Linked DNA regions of Homo sapiens: all the other regions are linked to region 1. The links are chromatin loops, found by intact Hi-C in ENCODE. Cell type or tissue: HCT116. All regions are shown on one strand. Region 1 overlaps LINC00673 (long intergenic non-protein coding RNA 673). Region 2 overlaps CASC17 (cancer susceptibility 17). Region 3 has its middle 36 kb from the start of CASC17. Region 4 has its middle 120 kb from the start of CASC17. Region 5 has its middle 260 kb from the start of ROCR. Region 6 has its middle 270 kb from the start of CASC17. Region 7 has its middle 66 kb from the start of ROCR.

The links. A loop is a pair of places that touch in the nucleus more often than their neighbours do. Peaks named below come from ENCODE experiments on the same cell type or tissue, not always from the same donor. Only the 100,000 strongest peaks of a DNase experiment are listed, where the experiment ranks them.
Region 2: it touches region 1 in a loop (14-fold over the local background); 32 of 110 quality-filtered maps call a loop at or near these places.
Region 3: it touches region 1 in a loop (9-fold over the local background); 7 of 110 quality-filtered maps call a loop at or near these places.
Region 4: a loop joins it to region 1, with 5 times the contacts of the local background. A loop is called at or near these places in 3 of 110 quality-filtered maps.
Region 5: a loop joins it to region 1, with 6 times the contacts of the local background. A loop is called at or near these places in 2 of 110 quality-filtered maps.
Region 6: a loop joins it to region 1, with 11 times the contacts of the local background. A loop is called at or near these places in 49 of 110 quality-filtered maps.
Region 7: it touches region 1 in a loop (6-fold over the local background); 3 of 110 quality-filtered maps call a loop at or near these places.

The regions. Positions count from the first base shown.
Region 1 is chr17:72,538,165-72,542,164 of GRCh38, reverse strand. The region is part of intron 1 of LINC00673 (long intergenic non-protein coding RNA 673); the gene reads left to right. Among named protein-coding and RNA genes, the nearest start is that of LINC00673, 53 kb to the left of the region's middle. RefSeq lists a silencer at 1,563-1,812. In HCT116, a CTCF peak has its summit at 1,619 (motif pointing right); a DNase peak (open chromatin) is centred at 1,757; H3K4me3 peaks cover 371 bases; H3K27ac peaks cover 1,071 bases.
Region 2 is chr17:71,116,098-71,120,097 of GRCh38, reverse strand. The region is part of intron 3 of CASC17 (cancer susceptibility 17); the gene reads left to right. Among named protein-coding and RNA genes, the nearest start is that of CASC17, 84 kb to the left of the region's middle. In HCT116, a CTCF peak has its summit at 1,841 (motif pointing left); a DNase peak (open chromatin) is centred at 1,837.
Region 3 is chr17:71,236,363-71,240,362 of GRCh38, reverse strand. No RefSeq gene overlaps it. Among named protein-coding and RNA genes, the nearest start is that of CASC17, 36 kb to the right of the region's middle. In HCT116, a CTCF peak has its summit at 2,370 (motif pointing left); a DNase peak (open chromatin) is centred at 2,362.
Region 4 is chr17:71,082,399-71,086,398 of GRCh38, reverse strand. No RefSeq gene overlaps it. Among named protein-coding and RNA genes, the nearest start is that of CASC17, 120 kb to the left of the region's middle. In HCT116, CTCF peaks have their summits at 996 (motif pointing left) and 1,974 (motif pointing right); DNase peaks (open chromatin) are centred at 968 and 1,958.
Region 5 is chr17:71,762,596-71,766,595 of GRCh38, reverse strand. No RefSeq gene overlaps it. Among named protein-coding and RNA genes, the nearest start is that of ROCR, 260 kb to the left of the region's middle. In HCT116, a CTCF peak has its summit at 1,889 (motif pointing left); a DNase peak (open chromatin) is centred at 1,905.
Region 6 is chr17:71,471,496-71,475,495 of GRCh38, reverse strand. No RefSeq gene overlaps it. Among named protein-coding and RNA genes, the nearest start is that of CASC17, 270 kb to the right of the region's middle. In HCT116, a CTCF peak has its summit at 2,105; a DNase peak (open chromatin) is centred at 2,135.
Region 7 is chr17:71,957,696-71,961,695 of GRCh38, reverse strand. No RefSeq gene overlaps it. Among named protein-coding and RNA genes, the nearest start is that of ROCR, 66 kb to the left of the region's middle. In HCT116, a CTCF peak has its summit at 2,386 (motif pointing left); a DNase peak (open chromatin) is centred at 2,365.

The DNA of each region.
Region 1 (4,000 bases):
GGATCAAGGAGTGTAAGTGAAGGAGCTGGCTCTCAGGCTCTGACTCCAGGCCAGGCAACCTTGAGTGAGTTTTTGGACCTCTGGGTGCTTCCATTTCCTTTTCTGTAAAAAACAAACAAACAAACAAACAAACATCATAAAAAACTCATGTCCTAAGGTCGTGGTAAAGGTTAAAGAAGATAAAGTACAGAAGGAATTCGCACAGTGCTTTGCACAGAGCAAACGCTCTATGCTTTTCCTGTAATTTCCTGTTATAGTGTTCATATTAATATGCATATTCCTGATTGGTGCTCTGAGAACTTTTCCGTTGCTGTGTTGGGTTCCTCCAGTGGTTTGTGGATGGAGATCATGGGGTGTGTTAGTCCATTTGCATTGCTATAAAGGACTATCTGAGCCTAGGTAGTTTGTAATGAAAAGAGGTTTATTTGGCTCAGGGTTCAGCAGGCTGTACAGGAAGCATGGCCCTGGCATCTGCTTGGCTTCCGGTGAGGCCCCAGGAAGCTTCCAATCATGGCAGAAGGTAAACGGGAACCAGCATGTTACATGGCAAGAGGGAAAGCAAGAGATGGGGGAAGGTACCAGGCCCTTTTAAACAATCACATCTCACATGAACTCTTTTCTTTCTTTCTTTTTTTTTTTTTTTTTTTGAGATGGAGTCTTGCTCTGTCACCCAGGCTAGAGTGCAGCGGCACAGTCTTGGCTCACTGCAACCTCTATCTCCCAAGTTCAACCAGTTCTCCTGCCTCAAGCCTCTCGAGTAGCTGGGACTACAGGTGCGTGCCACCGCGCCCAACTAATTTTTTTGTATTTTTAATAGAGATGGGGTTTCACCATGTTGGCCAGGCTGGTTTCGAACTTCTGACCTCCAGGGATCCACCTGACGTGGCCTCCCAAAGTACTGGGATTACAGGTGTGAGCCACCATGCCAAGCTCACATGAACTGTTCTAGTGAGAACTCACTCGTTACTGTGAAGATAGCACCAAACCATTCATGAGGAATCCACCCCCATGATCCGAACACCTCCCACTAGGCCCACCTCCAACACCGGAGATCACATTTCAGTATGAGATTTGGAGGGAACAAACAGCCAAACCATATCACGTGCTCTCTTCTTGAGTCACCCCATAATTTGTACCCAAAGACCAGGGGGCATATGGGATCACGTGCTGTTTCCAGGAGAGATGTGTTGTAGGTTTGTGGGCCTTGAAGGGCTGTGGGCAGTGATCCCGCCCAGATTCTCTAGACACATGTTCCAATGGTGTCCGCTCACAGACATGGACCCCAGATCTGCGCCATCCCCTGCAGGATGCCCCAGAGCAGCGAGATGCCCCCTTTGCTCTGGCGCCACTCTCTGAGAACCAAACCTTTTAAACTGTGAGCAAGTTGCTGGAGAAGAGAATGGGCCTGGGACTGCAAAAGTAACCTCTCTCCCGAAGGAGGAGACAGGATTCCCGAACATCCTCTGGGGCAGCCCTGGGTGGTGGAGTGCGCCTGGACAGCTGGTGTCCGTCTGCAGGCTCCTGCCTCAGGCCCTGGAGTGGCAGCTTGGCAGGTCCAGACCCTTCCCCAGGGACAGTTGCGGCTGGGAACCCTGGACCTCTTCCCTGGGCCTGAGCCGCTTCCCCGTGCGGCCGTTCGCCGAGTGGCCACTTGATGGCGCTGTGGCTCCACCGGGCGCGGGCGCGGGCGGAGCGGCGCGTCTGCTTCCAGCCGCCGGGCCGGTGCTGCCGCGGTCACCCCCGGCGCCTGGCTGTGCCCGGCGCGTCCGCCCTCCCGGCGCGCGGCTGGTGGGGCGCAGCCCTCGCGGCCGGTTCTGCCCGAAGCACAAAGCCACTGCTCAGAGCCAGCGCCTCCTGCTTGCAGCTCCCCAGTGAAAGAAGTTTGGGTCCTTGGTGGTGTTTTTCTCCCTGGCCTGGATGGTCCTGCAGAGGCCCCTTGCCACCTAATGACTTTATTCTTCTTAAAACATGTTTCTTTCTTTCTTTGCTTCTTGTTTTTGTTTTGATTTGTTTATTGGCCTGTACTCCGTTTCTGCCGTCTTACCAATAGCTCCTGACCAAGCCCGAGGCCTGCTAGAGAACTGTAGTTTAATTTAACCTCCACCGGCCAGGCTGGTCTGTTTCCTCTTTTCAAGCTTCCCTGCGGTTCTAACTTTGCTCCAGAAGATTCCTCCTGGAGCTTTTGCTTGGGAGAGAAAGGCGTTTGAACGCAGAGTTCAAGCGAGCTGGCCAAAATGGAATGCAAAAGAAGAAAATTTAAAAGAGAAAAGAAGGAGGCTTCTCAGAAATGAACTTTTCATCTGATTCCAAACATTCTGCAGTGCAGTTTTGTAAAAATACCAGAAAACACAAAGAAGCAAATAAAACACATCCATGATTTTGCGTCTAGAAATGGCTTTTGTATTTTAATATGTCTTTCCACGATTTATTGTCATTGCATAGATATACGTTCCCTTTCATCCCCCCGATTGGGTCAGTTTACTCATTTAGCTGGGTCGCCTGCTTTTTCATTGAACGCACTGGGAGCGTTTTTCCTTGGCAAGCTGGTTTCTGCAAGTTTCCCTCAAGTTTCCCTCAAACTCTTGAAGTTTTGCATGCAGGTCACTCCCAGGCAGGTTGCTGTGTGAGATAGCCTCACTGAAGCTGGGATTTGGACGTTTGGAAGAGGATGATTGAATTGTAGCTTCCAGGGAGGACAGAATTGTGAGCTCTTTTTGGAAGACCAGAGTTACCCATATTTGTTTAGCAAAGCGAGCAGGCCCACTTCAAGTCAGCGGTTCTCAAAGAGCCTGAGCAGGGTGCTGAATTCAGGCCTCTGAGCTTTGAGCGCCCCTCCCAGAACCCCTAGGCATCTGAATGTAGGTCGGAGGCTTCCCAGGCTGCCTGAAGTCTGGGGACTGAGAGGCGGGGCTCAGGGGTCACTGAATCAGCCCCTTCCTTGTCCCTCTGGAGGACCCCGGGATAAATGCAAAAGGCGTGTGTGTGTGTGTGTGTGTGTGTGGGTGTGGTGGGGGGATTCGGAGGTGGAGAAGGCAGATCAGGCCGCTTCTCTAGGTCTGTCCTCCCTTTGGGACAGGAGCAGTGTGGCTGCCAGAGCTGACCGCCTTCCTGCAGCTCTGAGCGTGCCGAGCCTAGCAAGCTTGTGCTTCCACCTAGAGCTGCAAAGGGCAGCGGGCAGAAACCGGGCTGGGGCTGGCATTAGCTTTCCCTCCTCCCAGTTTCTCTCCAGCGCAGCAGGGCACCTCTAGCCCAGAAAAAGAAAACTAACTTTCTCTTATTTCTGTTTTCTGCTGCTGCTAATCTCCTCCTGAAGGGTTGTGTGGCTTCTTGGGACTCTGGAAAGAAACTGCAGGGGACGAGGACAAAGGAAACAGCTACTGTAGTCACTGCAGCTATGCAGGCTCTGTGCTAGCCCTGGAAAGGCCTGGACGTTCAGGTCTGCTGTGCCGGGGGTAGGCCCCAGAACAGAGCGGTGGGCCCATCGCTCTGCAGCCACAGCTGCCAGGGCTCAAACCTTGGCTCTGCCCTTACCTGGCTTTGTGATCTTGGGGGATGCACAGGACACTCTGTGCCTCAGTTTTCTTATCTGTAAAATGGGGCAAATACCTACCAAGTCATAGGGTTGATGTAAAGTCTAGTTGAGATAATGGAGGGTAATTTCTTTTTTTTCTTAAGCTTAAATTTTGGATCCATTTTGTGTTGATTTTTGTATATTGGGTGGTAATTTCTTAGAAGCTAGAAAGTTATTAAATGCTGCTTATGAGCCAAATACTGTGCCAAGGGCTCTGTCCAGATCATTCCAGTTAATCCACCCAAGACCCCAACAGCACAGGTGTTGCTATATTTTTGTGGTGAGGAACTGAGACCCAGGGAAGTCACGGTACTTTGCCCAAAGTCACCCCGATGTCAAGCGTTAGAGCAAGAATTTGAACCCCAGAGCTTAACTCTTAACCATTTTGCTAACTGGCTGTCTCTCCAGGCCCCCATCACCCTTTCCATC
Region 2 (4,000 bases), 1.4 Mb after region 1:
TTTCTCACCTGGAGATGTCAACCATTCTACCCCATGAGCAAAGTTGTCTTTGCTGTTTGTCTCATGGAGTTGATACAACACAGCCCCAATCTAGAAGACAAGAAAGGCCCATAGTCCAAACCCAATTTTTACTAATTTAAGCACATTTAACCTGGAGAGAAAGCCAAGAGGCTGGATTGGTTGGGGTCATTTATTCTGCCAAGTTTGGGTGGGTTTGCACTAGCTGAGTGTTCAGTGCCAACCCTGATCAGTATGAACTGGCACAGTAAATTAAGCTACCACACCTTTAATGAACTTAATTCCCTTATTTTGACAGAGTTCCCATTTCCAGTGATTCACTTTACATTTTAGACACTTCTCCTATAGGTGTTTGCCAAAGGCCCTTACTGGCAGCCAAACACTGAATTAGTTAGAAACTAGAACGAAAAACCATCAAAATCATCATTGCATGTTCTGTAAGCCAATTTTGAGCCTTAGCTATTCAGGGTCAGAAGCACTTAGGGTAAGTTTTGAATACTTGCCCCATGTCTTTTCTATTTTTCAAGATTCCATTGCATTTTGTAAGATTCAGGATCCGGGGCTTTGGTCAGGGACTGTGAAGAGTATCAGATCTGCACAGACTCAGCACACTAGGCATTTACCAACTGCTAAATACCGTCATCAAGAGTTTGACTCTACTGAAAGAGAAGGAAACAGAGAGGAGTTATTTGGAGAAAGCAGGTTTGCCAGAATTAAAAGGAGGTACATTTATTCTCCACCGTTTGTCTATAATTACAAAATATTTTCGTTTTTGAGGATTAATGAGAGTTGAGGAAATTATCTCAGTTTCTCATTGAGTTTACACAAGAGAGATAGTAATGAGTAATATGATTTCTGTGTATCAGCAGGGTGCTAAGTGTTTTAAAAGCAAGGCCTACATTAACCCTTACAATTTAGTTAAGGTCAAACAGCTATTAAGTGTTAGAACTGAGACTGAAGTTTATATTTATCTGGTTCTAAAACCCATGTCCTTAAATGCTACTCCAGAAATCATCACACTTTTCATGGTAAGGGCCAGTTAGTAAGTCTTTTAGGATTTGTGGGCCTGGTGTTATGTGGAAAACACATAGTTCTGCAGTTACAGCACATGGCAGCAGCCATAGTTGATTTGTGAATAAATGAATGTGGTTGTTCCAATAAAACTTTATTTGCAAGAACAGGTGTTAAGCCAGAATGGTCTCATGGATCACAGTTTGCTGACCCCTGTTCCAGTCTATATTCTAAACTTGATGTTTCTCAAAATGTTTCCTTTTCTTTCAACAATTTCTGGAGTACTAGATCATAGAATATTGCATTTCATCAGATACTCTCTTTTCTGTCCTTTCATTCATTCATCAAATATTTATTGATTACTAATTTAAAATATATATAAATCAATCCCTAAAATTTTCCCTCACTCTCTCATTTTGTGTTTTTTTTCTTAATCAATTGTTTTATCCATCCTTTCTTTCTTGAGAGTAGATCAGACTTTCTGTTATCTGCCCTATGCTGCCAAAATTTCAGATTATCAAAAACCTTTTCTCCTTCTTTCTAAAAAAAAAAAACACACTTTGAGTTTAAGACATTAGGTGACCTTCTTTTGATATAAAGCAGCCAGTCACCTTCCCTTAGATTTCTTCTCAGGTTGTGTATAATCAGCAGTTTGGGAATCTGTAATGGATTTTCCAGGAGGCAACTCTGATGAAAATGTCAACTTTCTAAACAAAGACAGTTGTCAGAATGTTCTTTCAGAAACCCAGGTTATTCACTGTTTTTGTCATGTTGAGCTTTCAGCTCTTCAATAGTAAGAGGGCATTGCCACCTGGTGGAAAAAAATATTGAGGGGGTTAGATGGTCACCTGGGGAAAACATGGATAAGCACACTCGACATGAATTGGAGAATTTTATCCTGGAAACGTCATTTCAGTGTCGAATGATAGGAAAACAGACCTCTTCTATGTTCAGAACCTAAAACAATTAAATGAAAGAAAACACAGTTAACAATTGCGTTTAAATGGATACAGGTAATCTTTTTCTGGAATAAAATGACTTGAAAGGTTGTATGTTATTTCTAGTTATTAAAACTCCCCTGGAGCCATTTCTTCCTCATTTATAGAATTTTCCACTCTTTTTCTGTACTTTTCAATTACTTCCTTTACATGGTTTTGTTGTTGTTGTTCCTATTCTCAGTAATGCTCAGGTTGTCTTCGAGCTACTTTTTAAACTTTTATTCTTCATTAGTGACCTATATCCGCTGTCCCTAAGTTGTATCTGCCTACTTGCTGTCAGGCACTCTAAAATCTCTCCTTTATTTCTCATTGTCTTCCTAAATCTGCTCTCCAAAGTGTTAAATTTGATTTACTCACGTGGGTGTCTTCAATCCTTATGCTCATTGACCTCTTCATGACCTCAACGTCATCCTCAAAATTCTTCGTTGGTTTCCAACTGTGTGGTTTCCTAGTTGGATTCTTTCTGCTCTCATCTTTCCTCCTGTATTCATTGAATATGATCACTTTCTCTCTTTGCCTGGCTTTTTATCTGTGAGTCTTAAAGCTAAAAATGTTACCATCAGATTTGTCTTGTTCATAGTCTCACTTTCTGGATACATTCATTGATTCTCATGGCTTCCAATAAACATCAGATTAGACAAATACCTGCTTTCCTAGGCCTGTCCCTGGACTAACTTTTCTCCCATTCCTATTTTTTTTCAGAGGTACCCCAAATTCAACATGCCCTCACATCAGCTGAAACCCCGTCTTACCCAAACTGGGGGGAATGTATTTCTTATCATAATATTATTATTTCCCAATTCCTTCATTTAAATGAAGCCACGCTTTTCCTACTATTTTATGTTAGAAATCTTAGAGCAATTTAAAAATATCCTCTGCTTTACTGTTTTTATTTCAGTCTGGCATCATGGGTTCTCTTTGCTTTTTTTATTTTTAAATTTTGTGGTTGCATAGTAGGTATATCTATTTACGGGGTACATGAGATGTTTTGATACAGGCATAAAAAGTGAAATAAGCACATCATGGAGAATAGGGTATCCATCCTTTTAAGCATTTATCCTTTGAGTTGTAAACAATCCAGTTACACTCAAGTTTTTTTTTAACATAGAATTAAGTTATTCTTGACTATAGTCACCGTGTTGTGCTATCAAATAGTAGGTCTCTTTACTTCTTTAGGAGGTTTTATCTTGAGTGTAAACTTCATGAGTAGAAAAGCCTTCCCTCTTTTACTCACCATTGTCTCCTAGCACCCAGCACAGAGCTTGGAATATTATACATGGTTAATAAATATTCGTAGATAAATAAGTGGACACATGTCCTCTAAGCTTTCTGTTTTCTATTGCCGCTGCCAGCTTCTGTGTCCTGATTCTTTTTGCTTCATCCCAGGATACAGGAACATTCTTTATACTGTAGCCCTCTACTTTGACTATTCATCAAAATCACATAGGCAGCTCGTTAAATACTCAGTTTCCGAGGCCCCATTTCCAGATATTATGATTCAGTAGGACTGAAATCTCGATATTAAACAAGCACAATACTGAACTCATAGTCCTGGATCTTCTCATTCTCTTCTGTCTTATTTTGTTCTTATAAACTTCTATGCAAACAGTAGCATTCTATTATAGTCAGTTTACACCCACATTTTCCTCTTTGGCTTTCATTCTTATTGGTCTTCATTTCTCAAACAACCTGGATGCTTCTCAGGATCAGAATTAGACCTGTTTTCAGAGTCCCAGATTTATTTCCTAGCTCCTTAATCTCTTCAGTCATATCTATATCCTGTGGTTTCTGTGACGATCAAATGAGGTAATTCTTTAATGAAATTGACTTGTAAATGCAAACAGTCAGGATGCTTGTCAATTAGGCTGTTTTTTAGGTATTTTGTAAGTATTGTAACTACAACAATAGCTACCACGTACCTGCAAGATTATAAATTCAGTGGAATGGTTCTCTTTCATTCCAGAACTCCCTGA
Region 3 (4,000 bases), 1.3 Mb after region 1:
TTGGCTGTAGCTGAAATAGAAAAATACTACGTAGGAAGACTATTCATTTGTTCAATATTCTAAATTTTTAATTTTGCCAGAACTGACTAGGAAGGATTAGATAGGAGCCATTTAATTAGGCAGAGTTACACTAGTTTCTGTTTAATATAAAACATAAAGCAATCTTTATTTTATCTTTAGAAGAATTTGATCACTGATTGATAAGGAAGAGAGAAAATCAAGCATTTGGGGAACAAAACGTTTCATAGTCAATACAAATAAATACATTATAATTAGTTTCTCCTTCAGTTTTTAGGGAGTACTAGGGATGTGCAAGGGATGCTCACACTCATGTAATGTGAATACAATGGTGGAACATTTTTCTTATAATTTATTATTAAATTCACCCGTACTATAGTTGGCCTCACTCTACAGAAATGGTAGTCATATGCATTATAGAAGAGCCAAAGGCAGATAAAATGATTATCTAACCCAAGTTTCATTACCCAGTGGTTCCCATTACTCTCCATTTCTTTCTCTATACTCTCTATCTCAGAAATTTTCCCATTCCAGAGTTTTAAACTCTTATTTCTGCATGGAAGACTCTTGGATAAAGCTTATTTCCAACTTCTCTTGAACTTCAGACCTACATTTACAACGACACTCTAGACATTTCAATAAAAATGTCCTTTTTTTTCAGCTCATGCGAACCACAAGTCAGCATTTTTTTATCTATTATCTAATTGGTGGATTAGACCCAGTTATCAGTACATGTATTTCCTCGGTAAAAAATATCTTAAAATTACAGCATTATGTTATCATTTGAATAGAATTGGTAATTCATTGTAGAGTTTTGATACCAGCATTCTGTCAAAATGGACTCATTTATAGGTTTTATTTCAATTCCCACACTTATTCAGGTGACAAATTTTGTTATCTCTTCCAAAAGAAGCAATTTACTTGATTTTTTTCTTCATTATAGCATCAAAACTTCTTATCTAAAATAGCTTCCAATGCGAACTGCTTTTGTTTCTGTTCTTCGGGACATTCAGTTAGCATTTTGTTAGGCACAATTTTTATGATGTCATTTCAACTTAAAAAATATAACTTAGAATTGTATTATCTTAAAATGTGATCTTATTTCTCCCCTTTGATGTTAGGAGCTTTTATGAATTTCGATCAAGCTAAAGACATCGTGTAGCTCAAATGCGTCCTTTCATCTTGAAACCACTATTTCACTGAAATCAGTTGCTGATTTAGTGTTAATTGAACAAAATGAGGGTTTATATATTCTTGTTGATATGCTTGTTAGCATAATTAGTTGACATTTAAGAAAAAATAGAGTGCTGAGAAAGAGTTATCTTGAACAATTTGACTAAGAACAAGGTGAAGATTCCACAGTCTAATAAAATACGGTGTAAAAAAAAAAGCCATGCTTAGCTATTGCCGCATGAAATTTCTCTTTCGTCTTCAAGTGACTGTTAGACAACATGAGATAAACTGAAATTACTTTTGAACATTTTACCCAGGATTTTTCCAGGACATTCATTGCCTGAGGTAGTATAGATCTCATTCTGCTTTAGCAGAAATATCTGTGAGATGCTCACAAATTACCCTTCACTTCGGTTTTCCATTCACCTCTGTCTTCTGTTCACCTCTGTACCATTTAACTCTGTGCCATTTAATTCTGTTTCCTGAAGAAATCAGCTCACTCAGATAGATACTGTCCCATCAAGAGCACTGAAAAGAATCTAAGGGGAAAAATAGGAAAGAAATCAATTTCTGAAGTTCCTGTTAACCCTACTGTTTTGAACATTGGTTCTCAAGTTTGCCTAGGATGCAAAGATTCATATGTTAATATGCGTTTTAAAATTATTCATTGAAGTACTGAAAACAAATATTATCATAATGGAAATTTTAATAAAAGTGGAAAAATTGAATATATCTCAGAAGGCACAGTTAAATACTGCAAGATTTTCTCCAGAAAGATGCAGCTGTACAGTGCTGTGAATCATAGCTGTGTGAGGCTTATCTGCAGAAAAGCAGAGCCAATGGTTTTGGTTATTTTAATACACATGTTATCCCCACCTACAAGACTTGTTTAAGACTCATAATTCCCACCTTGCCCTACAATTATGTTGTGCAGACTGTTCTAAAACAGGAGTCACTGCCATTAAAATGTGCACTATGCTTTGGTTCTGCTGAAAATACTAAATGCTTGTGGGCAATCTTAGTGACCACATGCTGAGGCTAGTTACAGAAATTCTCATTCTAGGTGACTGTGCTGGCAAATGTACTCTCATGAAACACAAGCACAATTTGGAGTTCCATGTGTTATCCAAGCAAGGACATCCCATAGGCTCCTCAATGACTAACTTAACAGTGTGAGATGCCATCTGCTGGAAATTGATAATATGGACTATGATATTCTGCAATAATACTTAGGCTTTGTCTATCAGCCAGACTGAACATTGATGATCTTTGTTTTTATCTTCTCCTTCCCCTACTTTAGAAGAATGATGTATACATAGGGTTATTGAACTACTTAGGGAAGCTCCTGTATTTCTTTCTTCTAAACAGTCTTCAACTCTAAGATATCAATTTAATGTAATGTTAGTTTTTAGGTTGGGAGAGGCTGATGGAAGGAAGAGTAAATATAAGCCATACCCAGTCTATACTCAATGATAAGATACATCTTAATTTCAGAAATGTTAAAATAGGAAAATTTTTACCTTAGCATTTCAGAAAATTAGATATTATAATAGTAACGTTCAACTTACATTAATCATGAGCACAATTGACACATTCAGCATTATATCATGTAACGTACATCAAATGTAAACACGCTGAATGTTTGCAATTTGGTCAATTAAATAGGGATAATATGTGATGGTGTTTGAGAATGTCTTGCTTATACAGCGCTTACCACTATGATGTAGATATTTGGAGAATTTACAAGTGATCAGACATTATAGTCAACATAGGTCTTGAAATGAGTTAGCCATTCCAAGAACATTCTGTAGCATTGGAATATAGACTGCCAAATTCCACATGTGCTTGACACATAGTAGGTGGTTAATAAATACTGACTGACACATGGGCTCAAAATTAGTTCTGAGCTGATGGGTCTATTGAGCTTATGGGTTGTTGTTGACCCTTTTGGAGTCTGATATGTGTAATGTTTTAGTTCATTTCTTTATTTGAACAAATACTTCGATGCCTTGGAATCTGTTTTGGAATGATGGTGTACCTCATTTTGCTTTTTTGATCATTAAAATTATCAGAAATGTCTTTATTTCTTAAAATGTACCAAATTAAAGGTAACGTACACATGTAGGTTATCTTATTGATCAAAGTACACAGATGGCACAACATCCAATTGATGATTAGACAAGTTCTCATGATTTACCTGAAAACTATAGAGTTAATGTCATTTAGCTCGTGTAAAATAATTCTATTCAAATGATAACATAACTTAATGCTGTAATTTTAAGATATTTTTCACCCAGGAAATACATGTACTGATAACTGGGTCTCATCAACATATTATAATTGGCTCTGTTTTGAGTCTATTTTTAAAAATTTCTATTGACTCTATTTGCAGGCAAATTTGTGAACCAATGCTCAAAACTGTAAGTCTAAAAAGAACTTCAGAAATGGATTTTTTTTCTATTTTTCACCTTAAGGAATGCTTTTCAGTGTTCTTGTTGGGCCAGTCTTTATCTCAGTGGGCTCATTTCTCAGGAAAACAGAAAGAAATGGTACAGAAGTGAACAGAAAACAGAGATGAATGAAAAATAGAGGTGAATGGTAAACAGCTGGGAAGGACAGTTCATGAGCATGTCACAGATATTTTTTGCTGAAACAGAATGAAATCTATGTTAGCTTGGGCTACTGAATCTCTTAGAAAAAGATGAGCAAGGCCGGGCGCGGTGGCTCACACCTATAATCCTATAATCCTATAATCCTAGCACTTTGGGAGGCCAAGGCCAGCGGATCACCTGAGGTCAGGAGTTTGAGA
Region 4 (4,000 bases), 1.5 Mb after region 1:
CAAAAATATAGATGAGAAAATTCACTAGGAGTAATTGAGCTTAGCAGGTTTGCAAGATTTAAGATTCATGTGCAAAACCCAATTGCATTTCTAGCCACTAGAAACAAAGAATGAGAGAGTTATGAAAAACTTACCCTATTTACCTAAAAACCTATAATTATTCAATCAAAAGATGCAGAAGACCTTTAATATTAAATTATAAATCTTTATTGAAAAAAGCTAACTAAAAAGAGAGTGAGGAAAACTTAATATTGTAAAGATTTCAAGTTCCCCCGGATATATACAAGATATTTTCAGTCAAAATTTCAACAAGTTTCATCATAAAATGTGACAATCTGACTCAATGGCATTAAAAAAAGAATCGAGTAACAATAATAACACAGTAGGAAAAGGAATAAGTGTTTGTCATGCAAGACATATAAACTTATCATAAAGCTACATTATTTAAGTGTAAATTTTTTTTTACACTACATTATTTATGTGTAAAGGATACAGTTGAAGTAGGTAGGTTATTTTTTCATGCTCACAGGTTGCCATGGTGATGTCATACTAAACTTTTTGTTGTTGCTCGGATCTTTAATTTTTTTGAATGACACGTAATAATTGTACATATTTAGGAGTCACAGAGTGATATTTTGATATATGTATACAGTATGTAATGATTGATTAGCATATCTGTCACCTAAACATTTATTCTTTCTTTGTGTTGAGAACATTCAGAATTCTCTTCTAATTGTTTGAAATGATACAATAAATTATTGTTAACTAGAGTCTTATTAAGTAGGGTTTGGGGAAATGGTTGGTTTACATGTGCCTGTCTCAGAGCGCATAGCCTTTTGCAGTTCTATATTGATGGTGGAAGTTCTATTCGACTTTTTACCTTCAGCAGGCTTTGGGCTTTGACTTCTGACTCAATTCTGACTTCTGACCCTTCTCAATTTGACTTCTGACCCTTCCCTGCCCCCTTGTGGTTGCCAGAGCTAGAGGCCAAGTTTGCCAACATAGGTAAATACCATCAGCACTGCATTCCAGTGCTTTGTTGATAATTATCTTAGTGCTATCTTCCCTGTGAATTTTGGCACAGTCACTCCTTAATATCTTGACAGCACGGCAATGTGCTGACATATTGTATTAGTCTGTTTTCAAGCTGCTAATAAAGACATACCCAAGACTGGGTAATTTATAAAGGAAAAGGTTTAATTGACTCACAGCTCCACATGGCTGGGAGGGTGGGAGGGGGCCTCACAATCATGGTGGAAGGCAAATGAGGAACAAATTCATGTCTTACATGGCAGCAGGCAAGAGGGCATGTGTAGGAGAACTGCCCTTTTATAAAACCATCAGATCTCCTGAGACTTATGCACTATCATGTGAACAGCACGGGAGAAAAACCCGCCCCCATGATTCAACTACCTCCCACCAGGTCCCTCCCATGCGGACTGCTACAATTCAAGGTGAGATCTGGGTGAGGACACAGAGCCAAACTATATCACATATGTTTCAGCAATGGAGCAACTAGAGTGAAGAAACAAACCAACTTATATATGGAATCATGATATTTGACAAAGATGACCTGGCCAATTACTGGGAGAAGGAGGAATTAGTCAATAGACAGCACTAAGCAATTGGCTTCCCATATGAAAAATAACAAAACGGTATTTCTATTCTATGCCATATGTAAAATGTTGTAGTAGAAACATTAAAGATTTAAATGTGGACTTCCATTTTAGTATTAATAGGCTATGTTGTTGAGACCAAGTCACTCCCTGAAAGCAACTAATGAAGCAGAAAAACTATTTTAGTTGTCATTGAAAACCGAACAGCAATGATAAGATAATAAGGAGTGACACTGCCAAAATTAATGGAGAAGCAGGAGCCAAGACAGCTAAGCAAAGCACCAGGACACAGGAACCACTTTTTTCCTGATGGCGATTGCATACATTGGCAAACTTGGTCTCTAACTTTGGCAACCACCAGGGGGCAGGGAAAGGATATTAACTGGGTTCGATGTCAAGGCCCAGTAGCCTTCCCACTGCTCCCAGTAGGAAGTCAAATACGGAAATTTCTCACATCAATATGGAACCTCCCAGGCTATACAATGTGGAGCAGCACTAAACCCCTTTCCCAACCCCTAGGGAACGGAATAGATCACCTTAGGAAGAGTGGGGTGGTTGTTATTGAAAAGAAAAAAAAAATTCCTGCAATAATGTTGCCATGGGTCGACTCTCACAGAACTTTGCGATCCAGCTTCTAGATACCAAGGTGGAGAAGGGTCCTTAAGCTGTGCATTTAGCTTGAAGCTTTCTGGGGCTACAATGTCCCCAGGTGCAGAGCAGAAGCAAATGCAAATCCTTACCCATGTGGTATCTGAGTTCAAATTTTAAAAAAGGTTCTTCTCCCATAAGACGTTACTTGCATCTACCCAAAAATTTATGCGACAAGTACAAGAATTTAAGGCATCTGTAAAGTGCTTGGTAGTCCATTTAGATGTGCTACCTGGAGGCAGTGCACAGCCTGGACAACTTTGTACTGCATCCCTAAAGTGGAATCTCATCCTATTTCTTAAGAATGCCCACAAATTGTGTTTAAAGGACAAAATAAGGTGCTATTTTGAAATTCAAATATAACAATAATCGCAACTAGGTAAATAAACTAAATGTTTCAGTTAAAAGTCAAAGATAATCAGGCCAGATTATAAACATAAACAAATTACATATTGTTTTCAAGGCATATACTTTGAGTATAAGAACACATAAAGGTTTAAAATAAAGGGGAGAAATATGTAAATAAATAACAAAAAATAACAGAAATAGACTAACTTTTTTTTATATTAGTAACACTTTTTGTGTTAAAGAGAATCACTTTACAATGATACAAGCTTCACTTTGCCAGGAAAGAAACACCGTAACCAGTTTAAATGATTATGGCTTAAATGACATAGATTTAAGATACATTAAAACCAAATTAAACAGAGATAAAATACACATTATTTACAATTGCATCAAAAGTTGGAAGTACTAAGGAACAAATCTAACAAAAGTGTAAAATATCTCTAAGAAAAAAATATAGAACTACTGAGAAATTTAAATAAATAAATAAATAAATGGGATGACAGACAATGTTCATGGAGTGAAACCTTAATATTGTAAAGATTTCAACTCCTCAATCTGATCTCTAGGTTTAATTCCATCCCAATAAAAATCGTAATGATTTTCCCATTGGTAGGCCTTGACAAGTAGATTCTAGAATTCACATAAAAGTGCAACAAATTATAAATAGACAAAAACTCTAATAAGAATCAAGTTAACTTTCTGTTCCTGTTATTAAGCCTTATTTTGAAGCTATAGTGATTAAGACAATGCAGAATGTGTGCAGATAGGTATGTAGATAAATGCAAAAATTTGTGATAACTCAGAAATAGACCATATTGTATATACTCATTGTATGACAGTGGTGGTACTGCATAGTTAGGTTAAAAAGTACACATTTTAAAACATTTTGTATTTTAATTTATCTTAATTAAAAATTATTTTATTTCATTTTTATTTTTAGTTATTGATTCTAGACTTTCAGAAATGTTGCAATATTAGTACTTTTCTAAATAGCCTTCACCCAGATTATCCAAACATCAAACTTTTTAGGATACACACCCACACATACACACACATACACACACACACTGAACAAAATAAAGATACAAAAGGATGTGCAGAATAGGACTCCATTTGTATAAAGTCTAAAGACAGATAAAATTGAACTCAATTTCTGAAAGGTAAATAGATAAAACAATAGAGGAAAAAAAGAAAATGATTCTCATCAAAGTCAGGATAGCAGTTACCTCAAAGAGGCTGATTATCATCAAAGTCAATATAGAAATCACCTCAAACAGGTGAAGCTATCACAGAAGAGGTATGGGTGATTTTTTTTTTCTTCGAGTGCAGGTAATATTTTATTTCTTTAATTAGATGATGTGGCTTACTTTACTGCACATATATGTTCA
Region 5 (4,000 bases), 780 kb after region 1:
CTTCTGGTATTTCAATGCCCTGGATCCCAGGCAGCTTGTTATAAGGGCTGGACTTATAACTGCACCTGGCCAAGGGCTGGACCTTTCTGTGGGGTCCTCCTGGGAAAAGCCTTCAGTGGCTTTAGGAACATGAAGGATTTGCTCACAGGATCTCAGTCCTCATCTCAGTCTAACCAGGGGTCTGAGAACCAGACCCTGAAAAAATGTAACTACAGAGGTTTTATTTTCCCTAAAAAGAATTTTGTACTTTGATAACTGTAACTATCCATTGACCGCCCCCAGCACACATATTTTAAAGTAAAATTTCAATGACCTGTGAAAAGATAGGCTATATTAGTAGTAGGAGCAGGGACTTTTCTATCTCTATATCAATGTGGTGCATGTGTATGTATGTTTTTCTTCATAACTGAAGATTTCTTATAGTTTATTTAGACCAATTCTGCTTGCTTACTTTCCCAGAGGGAGAAATGATTTAGTCTGGATTAGTAGCATAAAACTTGATTTTCTTATGTTTATGTGAACCTCCTGGAGTTATAGGAAGAGGTGGTGATGTGCTGAGATTGGTAATGATTGGTAAAAGCTGTTCTGCAGGCGAACCAAACTGGGATATTCATTTCTAAGACCGAGTATAGATATAGAACACTAAGTATCAATGTTTTCTTGTGAGGAATTTGAGAAAGCACCCACGTTTCAGGTGAGGTGAGAGATGGCTTGTAGAGAACCATCACTGGGGCAGGAAGAGCCAGCACCTTCTAAGCACCAATCAAGCAGCTCATTGGCAGACAAGAGCAGCTCATGTGTGACCTGTGGAGTTGGCCTGATTCTGTCCAGAGCCCTGCTTCTTGAAAAAAAGGAGGGTGCCTCTCAATACCCTTGCCAGGTCTGGCAGGGGCTACTGGAATGCTGCAGATGAGATTGCTGGCAAAAGTGGTCCTCGGCTCATTCTCCTGTGACAAGAGAAAGTGGGGGATGGATGCAGAATGAACTTGGCCCTGAGTCATGCTGGCTTTATGGAGGCTATAAATCTTCTCTTTCTGTTTTTAGAAGCCAGGCCATTACTTGTTCTTTCTGTGTCTGCTATCTACTTCACTGCTGGTGATTTTGAGAGCAGCGTCTGAAGTCTTCTTGCATCCTAAATTGATACAATGAAGTTTGGTAAATGTAACGAGAAAATATAATCATTCACCTGGACATTAAATACTGCTTTTTGTATTCCTTGGTCTTTGAAAGTTCTAGTTAGCAAAGGTCTCAAGAAATCTCATAGCAGATAGCCCAAATATAAACAAACAAAAACAAATGAATAAACGAAACCAAAAAATAACTTTCCTACCATTTGTATCTGTTAGAAAATGTAATTTTTTAATTCATGTCATTCCAATAGTTAGACTAGTTTGATATTCAGCATGTTTTACCTGTATGTTTAAAATATTGTTTTTAATTGTATATTTAATTGACAAATTTACTTATGTGGGTATGTGTGTATTTGTATATTAATGGATTAACTGTATCCTTAATATCTTTCTGTCTCCATCCCCATTTACATTTTAAATTTAAGGCTGAACTCTCATTCTAATTAACCTCAGTAACGTCTCTTTTTTAATCCTTTCATAATGATTAATATCACTGTGCATAGGCCAACTACATTAGAGATTGAAAGAATATAGCAGATATTGTTGATTAAATACAACAACCATCTCCTACTTCTCTTTTACTCCTTACAAGCAAAATCAATTCCATTTTTCTCATCTGCTCTGATTAAGAAATGATGTGTACAATTGTGGTCCATGTGAAGTGTGAGGAAGTGTGCTAAGGAGTTTCTAGGAAGGTTGTGTGGCTAAGTAAGAGAAGGCATCACAAAAGAAGCCTCGCCTGCCCCTGCTGGTCATTGCTGTGTCTGCTTGTGATGCCTGGGCCCTTAGCAGCTGTGTGGCAGTGCTAAAGGGGACAAGCCAAGGACATGGCCCGTAGGGTGAGGATGACAGAGCAGCAAGAGGGAAGTGATCAGTCCTTGATGACATCGTTGATCCACTGAATTATTCAGTCCTGGATCTGCCCCACCTGAGACTTATTGACACATAAAATAACAAGGCTCATCGGCTTATCATTTAACCAGTTTAATGTGAAGTTTTATTTTATAAGGTTGACAACATTCTAATTGAACTGAAGAACAAAACTTACTTGTTAAGCCCTTAATGTGTGTGTGCATTCAAGTTCTAACAGGATTTAAAGTACCAAATGGTTGGGCAGCCCCTGAAAGCCAGGAAGTGTGAACATTGGACTTGCATTCAAATCTCAATCCTGAAAATATTTATTTGTCTGGATTGTTTCAATCAACTCTAGGTGCCTCAGTTGTGTCATTTGTGGGTACAGGATACTAATAATGTCTATCCTCTTCCACTTAAGTTGTAGTCACTACATTGAGCATATTAGTTCAAGAAGAAAATAACTGAATTTCCTCTTTCTGTTTAAATGCACACTGTGGGTATCATACTTTTCTTCTCTTGAAATGGAATCTCAGGCATATCCTAAGAGGTGTATGTGTGTTTCTTAGAAAATAAAAGAAAAATTTTCTAGTTATTTTGTTCATAAAAGGTGCATCACTTGGTGACTAAAATATAACATCCTGTGTAATAATCACAAACCCTTTGGCCCCAAATAGCTTATGGGGCTGGTTTCACATAGGTGAAGAAATATGATGATGCTCTTTACGTAGAACACAGCTGGGATTTTGGACTAACATGTACCCAAGACTGAGACTAGGAAGAGAAGCAGCTCTTCTACGTAGCCACTGTGCAGCAAAGCAGGTTTCTGCTGCTATCCAGGAAAACTAGGGAGCTCAAGCTAAACCATGCACTTCCATTAGCATGTGTATTTGAAAAGTGGGAGTACATTTAAGTGTGTTAGTCTTTGCAATCGGTGGGGCTCTTTCTTCTTGGGATTTCTGCAGTACTGATCTTGTGCTGTAAGACAAGCTACCAGGTGAATGACTTTTGCCACACATTGTGATATGATTTGGTTGTGTCCCTACCCAAATCTCATCTTGAATTATAGCTCCCATAATTCCCACGTGTTGTGGGAGGGACTAGGTGGGAGATAATTGAATCATGGGGGCGGTTCCCCCATACTGTTCTTGTGGTAGTGAATAAGTCTCAAGAGAGCTGATAGTTTTATAAGGAGAAACCCCTTTCACTTGGTTCTCTCTCTTTGCTTGCTGCCATGATTGTGCAGACTCCCCAGCCACATGGAACTGTGAGTCCATTAAACCTATTTTTCTTTATAAATTACCCAGTCTTGGGTATGTCTTTATCAGCAGTGTGAAAACAGACTAATATACGTTGTTAGTTGGAATTCACTATGGTAACCCACAGAGGCCCTAATAGTACCCAGGAGTTTGTATCTAGTTTCCCCAGAACAGGCGAAGTCACCCACCCCAGTTAATAATGTACCTTCCTGACTGCACCTCAGAGTTTAAGTCGCCTGTGGGCAAAAGGAATGGTTGCTACTCAAGAGTACTATGAAAATGACTGAAACTGAGGGTGAATCGGGCATTTTAGTGAAGACCTAAATCCAACTTGGTTTTACTTTTTCTTGCTTTTACTCTGCATTTGAAAAATAGTCATAACTGCACAGCTTATCTAGGAGGTCTACATAACAATAAAGGGTAAAAGACATTTGGGAACGTAGGAATCATTAAATTATTTCTCATTTAAGTGTCATAAACTGCATTCTTTTACTGTAATACTGTTCAAGGGGCAGTAATCAAATTGTGTCACATTTTCCATGGACGCTGCCATCAAGGTGTGAAATATTGCCTCCCTGGTGATTGGATGGAATTGGGGTTCAAGGTGAGGTGGCCATTATCCAAGACACCTGCCCCCACTTGAGCTGTACACGCATGAACTATGACTCACTGACACTTTCTAGTAATCATTAATCTCTTATGTGCTTTTTCTTCCTTACATTTTGGACAAATGACTTTTCAAAGAGATGGAAGGAGATG
Region 6 (4,000 bases), 1.1 Mb after region 1:
TTATGTCCTCATAATGTTGGCTTTGAGTTGGAGGTCTTTTTTCTAGACTGGTTTACTCTCTTCCTCTCTCTCTCTCTCTATATATATATTTTTTTTAATTAATTTTTTTTAATTAATTAATTTTTTTTTTTTTTGGCAGAGTCTCACTCTCACCCAGGCTGGAGTGCAGTGGCATGATTTTGGCTCACTGCACCCTTTGTTGCTCAGGTCCAAGCAGTTCTCCTCCCTCAGCCTCCTGAGTAGCTGGGATTACATGTGTGTGCCACCACACCCAGCTAATTTTTCTATATTTTCAGTAGAGACATGGTTTCACCCTGTTGGCGGGGCTGGTCTCGAACTCCTGACCTCAAGTCATCTGCCCGCCTTGGCCTTCCAAAGTGCTGGGATTACAGGTGTGATCCGCACCTGGCCTAACGCTCTTCTTTTTATCAGAGAACCAGTGCCTTTGAATACTCTATCTTACCATTTTACTAATAAGTCATCGAGTTCTTCAGTTGTGTTAGATTTTAAATGATTGAAATCATAAAGTTATGATGATATCATGAAGCTATATTCCTCACACAGATAAAAACCTGCAAGAAAAGGAAAGAGTTTGCTAAAGTGGAGTTTTAAGCATCAGTTAGTAGGTGAGGCAAGATTTATTTGGTCACGGGGATCTCCAGCACCTAAAAGCAAATTCCTAAGTCAGTGCCTAACCTGTCAACTTCACATTCTGAGGGTAAAGGTGCTACATTTGAGGAAGCCGTTTGGAACTTTTTCAGAGTTTCCGTTTTGTTAATTCAGATGCCCCTTGTTTTCTATTGAGTGAAGAAGGTGACAATAGGTGCGGAGTACAGTTTTTTTAAGATAATTGGCAGTATCTCTAAGACAAATTTAGTTCTGTAAAAGGAAGGTGGATTGCAAGAGGACACTTGTAAGATATCGAATCTCTTTTATCCTTCCAATCTTTATTGCCCTACTTGATCATGCTTTTATGAGTGGGTACTCTGGATTCAAATAACATAATTGCCAAGATACAAAATACATTTTGCTCAAAACATTTTAAAATGGCACAAACAGATTGGCACTGGTGTTACTGAAATGTAAGAAGCTCTACAATTTCCCAGTTCTAAGTCATTGACTGACACAATTCAAATTGACTAAGTGAAATTTGTGTGTTTGTGCGTGTGTGTTTTCCTACCAGCAACCACTCTGACTTGTGTCTCAAATCATTCTTTATGTGCATTACATATATATGTCTATAGTCAATAAATGACATCTAAATTATTAGAATAGTATCAGATATGACTAGATAGAATTATGTGATATGCCTCTTTGTAACAAAGCTGTGATTTATTAAAGATTATAGAATATTGTAACACAAAATTATGTATCCTTCTTAATAGCTGGTATTTATTGAGTGCTTACTATATGATAGGCATTGTTCTAAGTGTTTCATATGGATGGTCTCACTTCACCCTTAGAGCAGCCATGTGCCAGATGTGCAAATATTATCTCCTATTTTATAATTAAGAAAACTAAGGCTTAGAGAGGACATTTCCTCAAACTCAGTTTTAGTAAGTATAAGTATTGAACAAGAAACATTTATATTTCTAATCGATGTCTGAGTAAAAAAAATTAAAGATGCAATTTTAATCTATATATAAAGTGGTAATATAAAAATTTATTTCAGCAAATTAGGACACTCTACATTCAAATTTAAAAGTTATACTTACTAAATAGGGGTTCATTTTTTTAACATTCTTTTTTGTAGGAAATGAGACAAAGCACTCTTCTTATAAATAAAATATCAGATTTTAAAATTACTATTCTAGTTGACCTAGAAATATAGAGGTCAACTTTTAATAATTGAGGAATGGAGCTCAATTTAATGTTTCTTATGTCTAATTGGAAAATTGTGCAAACAGAAGAAGATGTACACATAGTAGGCACTTTATAACTGTCAGGTTATAAGGCTAATCGGCTGAAAATTGGGTCCAAATTATTTGCAATTAAATTTTGAGTCACTTGGGTCTGGCTGTTACTTTGAACAGATTAACTTTCCAACAGTACACATGCCCCTGGTCTCTAGCTGAGAACGTAAGAGGGAGAGGGTTATTGCACCCTCTAGGGGTAGCTTGTAGAAAAACCTACCGAAGTGCAACTACCCCAAACAAAAAAATAATGCTCATTCCTAGCCCCGCAGATAGGAAAGGAGGGAATGCATGAGCGTTGAGAGAAGCCACAGAGTCCTCCTGCCTCTGATGTGTGCCTCCACTGGCTCACACTTGGAACTGTTTCATCAGATGTCTTACAGGGACTCTAACTCTATCAAATCCAAAATCAATTTATTATTTAAAGGAAAAGTTTATAGCACACTATTAATTTTTAACTGCATGCTGTTTCTCTAGCCTTTCCATTCCAAAATAGCTGTTTATGGTGGCTGAATTTCTACCTTGGTTGGCAGGATTTATACAGTGACCTCTGCTGATCTGCTTCTGTATACTACGCAATGTCTGTAGCAGCTCCTCAAGTTAATATCACATGCTTCCCTGTAAAGAGCTTGACTGACTTACTGAGCATCAGGCTATCTTTTGAAGATAAACCAATTTTTAGGGAGAGACAAAAGATAGGATAAACTGATGATTGCATCAACGTCAATCAACAAAGAGTTATGAGTTGCTGAAAGTGAAGCATAGAGGCAAGTACTGAGAATAAAAACATATAGTTAGGCAAAAACCACAATTACTTTTGCACCCACCTACTATAAGGGAGTTCATACTTACTGCACAGGGTACATGTCAGGCTGTAGACTAAGGAAATTCTATTTAGTGCCTTATGTAGTTACTCACTATACCACCTAAGAGGTGTTTTATTATTCCCATTTTTTAGAGAATGTGAAAGCAATTCTGAAAAGACAAACATATTCAGAATCACACAGTCAGTAAATAGTAGAGAAAACATTAGATCATTGGTCTTTCTCTTTTTCTTATGCTCTTACTAACTACTATAACCTCTGTCTTCCAAGAAGGTATAACATAATTTGTAATAGTTGGAGAGAAAAAAATCATGTAAAAGAGAAGAGCATTAAGTATAAAGTTGGTAGCACCACTTAATTAAAGTACTACAAATTTGTGACAGGATAAAATAGAGCAGGAAGTGGGAGCTCACAGTGTGCTGGGGTGGGTGGGAGGGTCAGGGAAAAGAAAATTTGAATTAACATTTATGATGGCTGGAAAAATTAAATAGAATAGAGGAAATAAAATGATTTCAGAAAGATGAGGAAATGAAATAACATGAACTGTCCGGGCGTGGTGGCTCACGACTGTAATCCCAGCATTTTAGGAGGCCAAGGTGGGTGGATCACCTGAGGTCAAGAGTTAGAGACCAGCCCAGCCAATATTGCAAAACTCTGTCTCCACTAAAACTACAAAAATTAGCTGGGCATGGTGGTGAACACCTGTAATCCCAGCTACTCAGGAGGCTGAGACACCAGAATCTCTTGAGCCCAGGAGGCAGATGTTGCAGTGAGCTGAGATCATGACACTGCACTCCAGCTCTGAGCTACAGAATGAGACTCTGTCTTAAAAAAAAAAAAAAGAAAAAGAAAAGAAAAAGAAAGAAATAACATGATTCAACTCATGAATTATCATTTTAATGTAACATAATAGATTAATTAATCAGATTGCTGTTCTACCTCTATGCTGTAAAGTAATTTGAAATCTGATTAGAGGGAGAGTCAGATGAGACAAAGAAGCAACAAGGAAAGAATTTTGCAGCTTAAGTAACATTGAAAGACAGCAGCCCAGACAAGGTGCTACAATTTAAAAATTCTGACTAGTTAAATAAAATCAGGGGCATTCTGGAGAAATGGAAAAAATTAAGTGTTGGAAGAAAGAGTAACTGAAGCACAAAAATATTTTTGAGTGGGCTTCAGTCAAATTTGGCCCATTCCCTGGTTTTCCTTAGGAATATGTTTTCTTGAATGTATAATTTAACATTCGTTCTCACAATAATTTTT
Region 7 (4,000 bases), 580 kb after region 1:
TATATAATGAATATTACACACACACACACACACACACACACACATATATATATATATATATATATATATATAGTTTTTTTTTTTTTTTTGAGATAAAGTCTTGCACTGTCACCCAGCCTGGAGTGCAGTGGCGTGATGTTGGCTCACTGCAAGCTCTGCCTCCCGGGTTCACGCCGCTCTCCTGCCTCAGCCTCCCGAGTAGCTGGGACTACAGGCACCCACCACCATGCCCGGCTAATTTTTTGTAGTTTTAGTAGAGACGAGGTTTCACCATGTTAGCCAGGATGGTCTCGATCTCCTGACCTCGTGATCTGCCTATCTCGGCCTCCCAAAGTGTTGGGATTACAGGCGTGAGCCACCTCGCCTGTCCCAAGATTATACTTTATATTATTTGAAAATTCCCCAAGAGTTGTTAGCAATGAAAAAAAATCATCAGGAATGGAAACACCACCCTCGTACTTGAGCTGCCAATAAATCACATTTGTATTGGGGCTACTACCCAGGGTTGTGCATTATGCATGGTCCTATTTGTTTTTGTCTGTAGTTGTAACTGGTGCATTCACAGGTACACTTATCGGACTAGTTCATTTTGTTGGTAGTGGAGTTGTGTCTGAGTATTTCTATACTAGAACAGAGAGGGCTGGCTTCATGGATGTGAATTCTGCTCTTGGTTGACTGCTGTATTGTTCTTAATAATTTTTGAACAAGGAGCCCTCAATTTTACTTTGCGGTCACGCACATTCTGTAGTTATTCCTGGCAGAGCTTAGCAATAGTTTTCTGTAAAGGGCCAGATAGTAAATACTTTATGCTTTGCAAGCCAGTAACTTATGTGATTATTTAAAATATAAGCATTTGATATGGTTTGGCTGTGTCCCCACCCAAATCTCATCTTGAATTGCAGCTCCCATGATCCCCATGTGTTGTGAGAGGGACCTGGTGGGAGGTAATTGAATCATGGGGGCGGGTCTTTCCCATGCTGTTCTTGTGATACTGAATAAGTCTCACGAGATCTGATGGTTTTATAAAGGGCAGTTTGCTTACACATGCTTTCTTGCCTGCCACCATGTAAGATGTGCCTTTGCTTCACTCTTCATCTTCCACCATGATTGTGATGCCTCCCCAGCCATGTGGAACTGTGAGTCCATTAAACCTCTTTCCTTTATAAATTACTCAGTGTTGGGTACGTCTTTATTAGCAGCATGAGAGCAGGCTAATAAAGTGTTTAAAAATGAAACAATGAACAATATAAAAATAGGTGGAAAGTTGTGTTGGGTCTGTTTAGATTTGTTTAGAATGGGAGCTTGTCTCACTCTGCTAGGGTGTAAGTGTTCTCAAGACCTTCAGGACATGGTAGATTGAAGACATGGTTTTGCATTCCATTTTGGACACAGTCATTTTCTCATTATATATTGCCAATTTTTATATTGTGCATTTTTATCATAGACAATATAAAAATAGGTGGAAAGATGTATTGGGTCTGTAGTTTGACCCTCATAGTAGAATGTAAGTTTTATTATTAAAGGAATTATTTTTTATTTCTATTACAGTTAGAGTTTTTTACTAAATTTCCTAGAATTATGCTTACAGGATGGTTATATTCTCTGAATTTCATTTCAAGAGAGTAAACTAGCCTTTACAAAATCTAGGTACCAAAAGAGGGTTTTAGATCTGATAGTATTGTTCTAGACCATTTCACTGATGGTCTTGTCCTCACCCCAATTCATCCTACACATTGCTATCAGATTGATTTTTCTCAAAATGCAGCTTCAATCATACCACACCACCACTCGAAAATCTTCCTTGCCACATTCACTATTGGATAATTTGTAGACATTTCCAATTTGAATTGAAATTTCTCTGTAAAAATTAGCCCTAAAATATTTTTCTGGTCTTTATGTCCCAGTTCTCTATTATGTCCCTTCTTATTCAATATCCTTTGAGGCATGTTTTCGAGGTTGGCTCTGCTAGGGAAGCCTAGTTCTGGAGCCTCATGGCTCTCTGTATCTTTTTCAGGGTGCTCCTCACCTCCTGTGCTTATTTAATTCCCTCTATTATACTGGAAGCACGTTGGAGGCAGAGGCTCAGTGGTCCCCTGGAATCTTCAAGAGTGTCTCACTGATTAAAAAGTATTAAATACATACTTGTACAATTATACTGAGTTATAATACTTTACAAATCCAGGGTATAAGCCTTGAGATGATCTGTTGGATAAAACCACTAATCCTCAAGTTTCTGTTCCAAATTCCCTTAACTGACATATAGTGTGGCAGACACTGTATGCATTTTTAGCATTCGGTTTACTGTCTTCCTTTCTAAAAATGAGACAGACATTGAAAGCCTGATTTTGTCCCTGTGTCTTCCCTACCTCCCTCTAGAGGGCATTTTGGGTAAATCTAAATCAATCAGGTCTGGAGTTGGCAGATAAAATACAGGATGCCCAGTTATATTTGAATTTCCGATAACCAATGTTATTTGTAGTGAAAGTATGTCCCTAATATTGCATGACCTTCCTTAATTCTTGCAGACCAAAAAAGGAAAACTTATGTTTCGTGCTTTGGAAAGAGATTTTTCTTTCTTATGCTAGGCCTGAGCAAGGGAGCATGAAGCTACTTGCAGCCATCTGGTGACCATCAGTCTTAAGCTATAGGAGATATTGAGGGTGGAAACACAAATAAAGATTTGTGGGGTTTTTTGAATGGGGGTCTTGCTCTGTTGCCCAGGCTGGAGTGTAGTGGCACGATCATAACTCACTGCAGTCTTAAACTCCTGGGCTCAAGCAGTCTTCTCCCCTCAGCCTCCCAAGTAGTTGGGACTATAGGTGCATACCACCAGGCCTTGCTAAGTTGTTCTATTTTTGTATACATGACGTCTCACTATGTTGGCCAGGCTGGTTTTGAACTCCTGGCCTCAAGCAATCCTCTTGCCTCAGCCTCCCAAAGTGCTGAGATTACAGGCATGAGCCACCACAGCTGGCCAGAAAATAAAGTTTTAACAAATCAGTTTTTACATATTTTTCGGAACCTGCCCTGTCTTTGCATTCCTAGCTAAATAAATTTCCTTTTTATTTCAGCCATTTGAATGTGGATTTTCTTTTACTTGTAGGCTAACACATCCTGATAAATTTGCTTTTATTTTGGTTCTGTAGCAAACAGCTATCCCAAGTTTCAGTCTCTGATTATTCACAATTAGATTACAGGTTTAATTCCCATAAAATACAGTAGACACTGCTGTTCCCTGTGACCAAAAAACTCCCCAGCTAACTCCTGTTGGCTGCTCTTCGGTAGGAACCAGGCAAGGGAACCTGTCTGAATACAACAGTAGAAAATCCATTACCTACCACTGAACACATAACTCCAAGTTAAAATCCTACCATGGATTTTAGGATGTGAAAATCTGTTTGCAACTTCTAATGCCCCAGCTTTTCTGAGTCTTTTGCCAGGTATCTCCTTTTATTTTTCTCTTTCCTCCATTCATACCTTTTTTTTAGTAGAAAGATGGTCTATTTGCCTGCTCAGTTTCCATTCTCTCTGCTTCAAATAGCAACATAGTACTTCCATTTTCTCTTGGAAAACTACTTTTGAATTCCCAGACTCAGTGTTGGGATTGGAGCAGAAAAACACCACTCTGTCTAGCTCAGACTAATTAACATGTACATTTCTGTAGGTCACACTGATTAGTTCAAAGGTGAGCATGTCATCATGTTAGTCTAATGAGAGTGAATTCTGAGATTTTTGATAGAGCTCATGGGAAGAAATTTTTACTCTATTTTTGAACTAGTATACTGTATTAGTCCATTTTTGCACTGCTATAAAGAACTATCCGAGACTGGGTAATTTATAAAGAAAGGAGGTCTAATTGAGTCATAGTTCTGCATGGCTTGGGAGGCCTCAGGAAATTTACAATCATGGCGGAAGGTGAAAGGGAAGCAAGGCACAACTTACATGGTGGCAGGAGAGAAGCTGGGGGTGGGGGGAACTGCCACACACTTCTTCTTTTTTT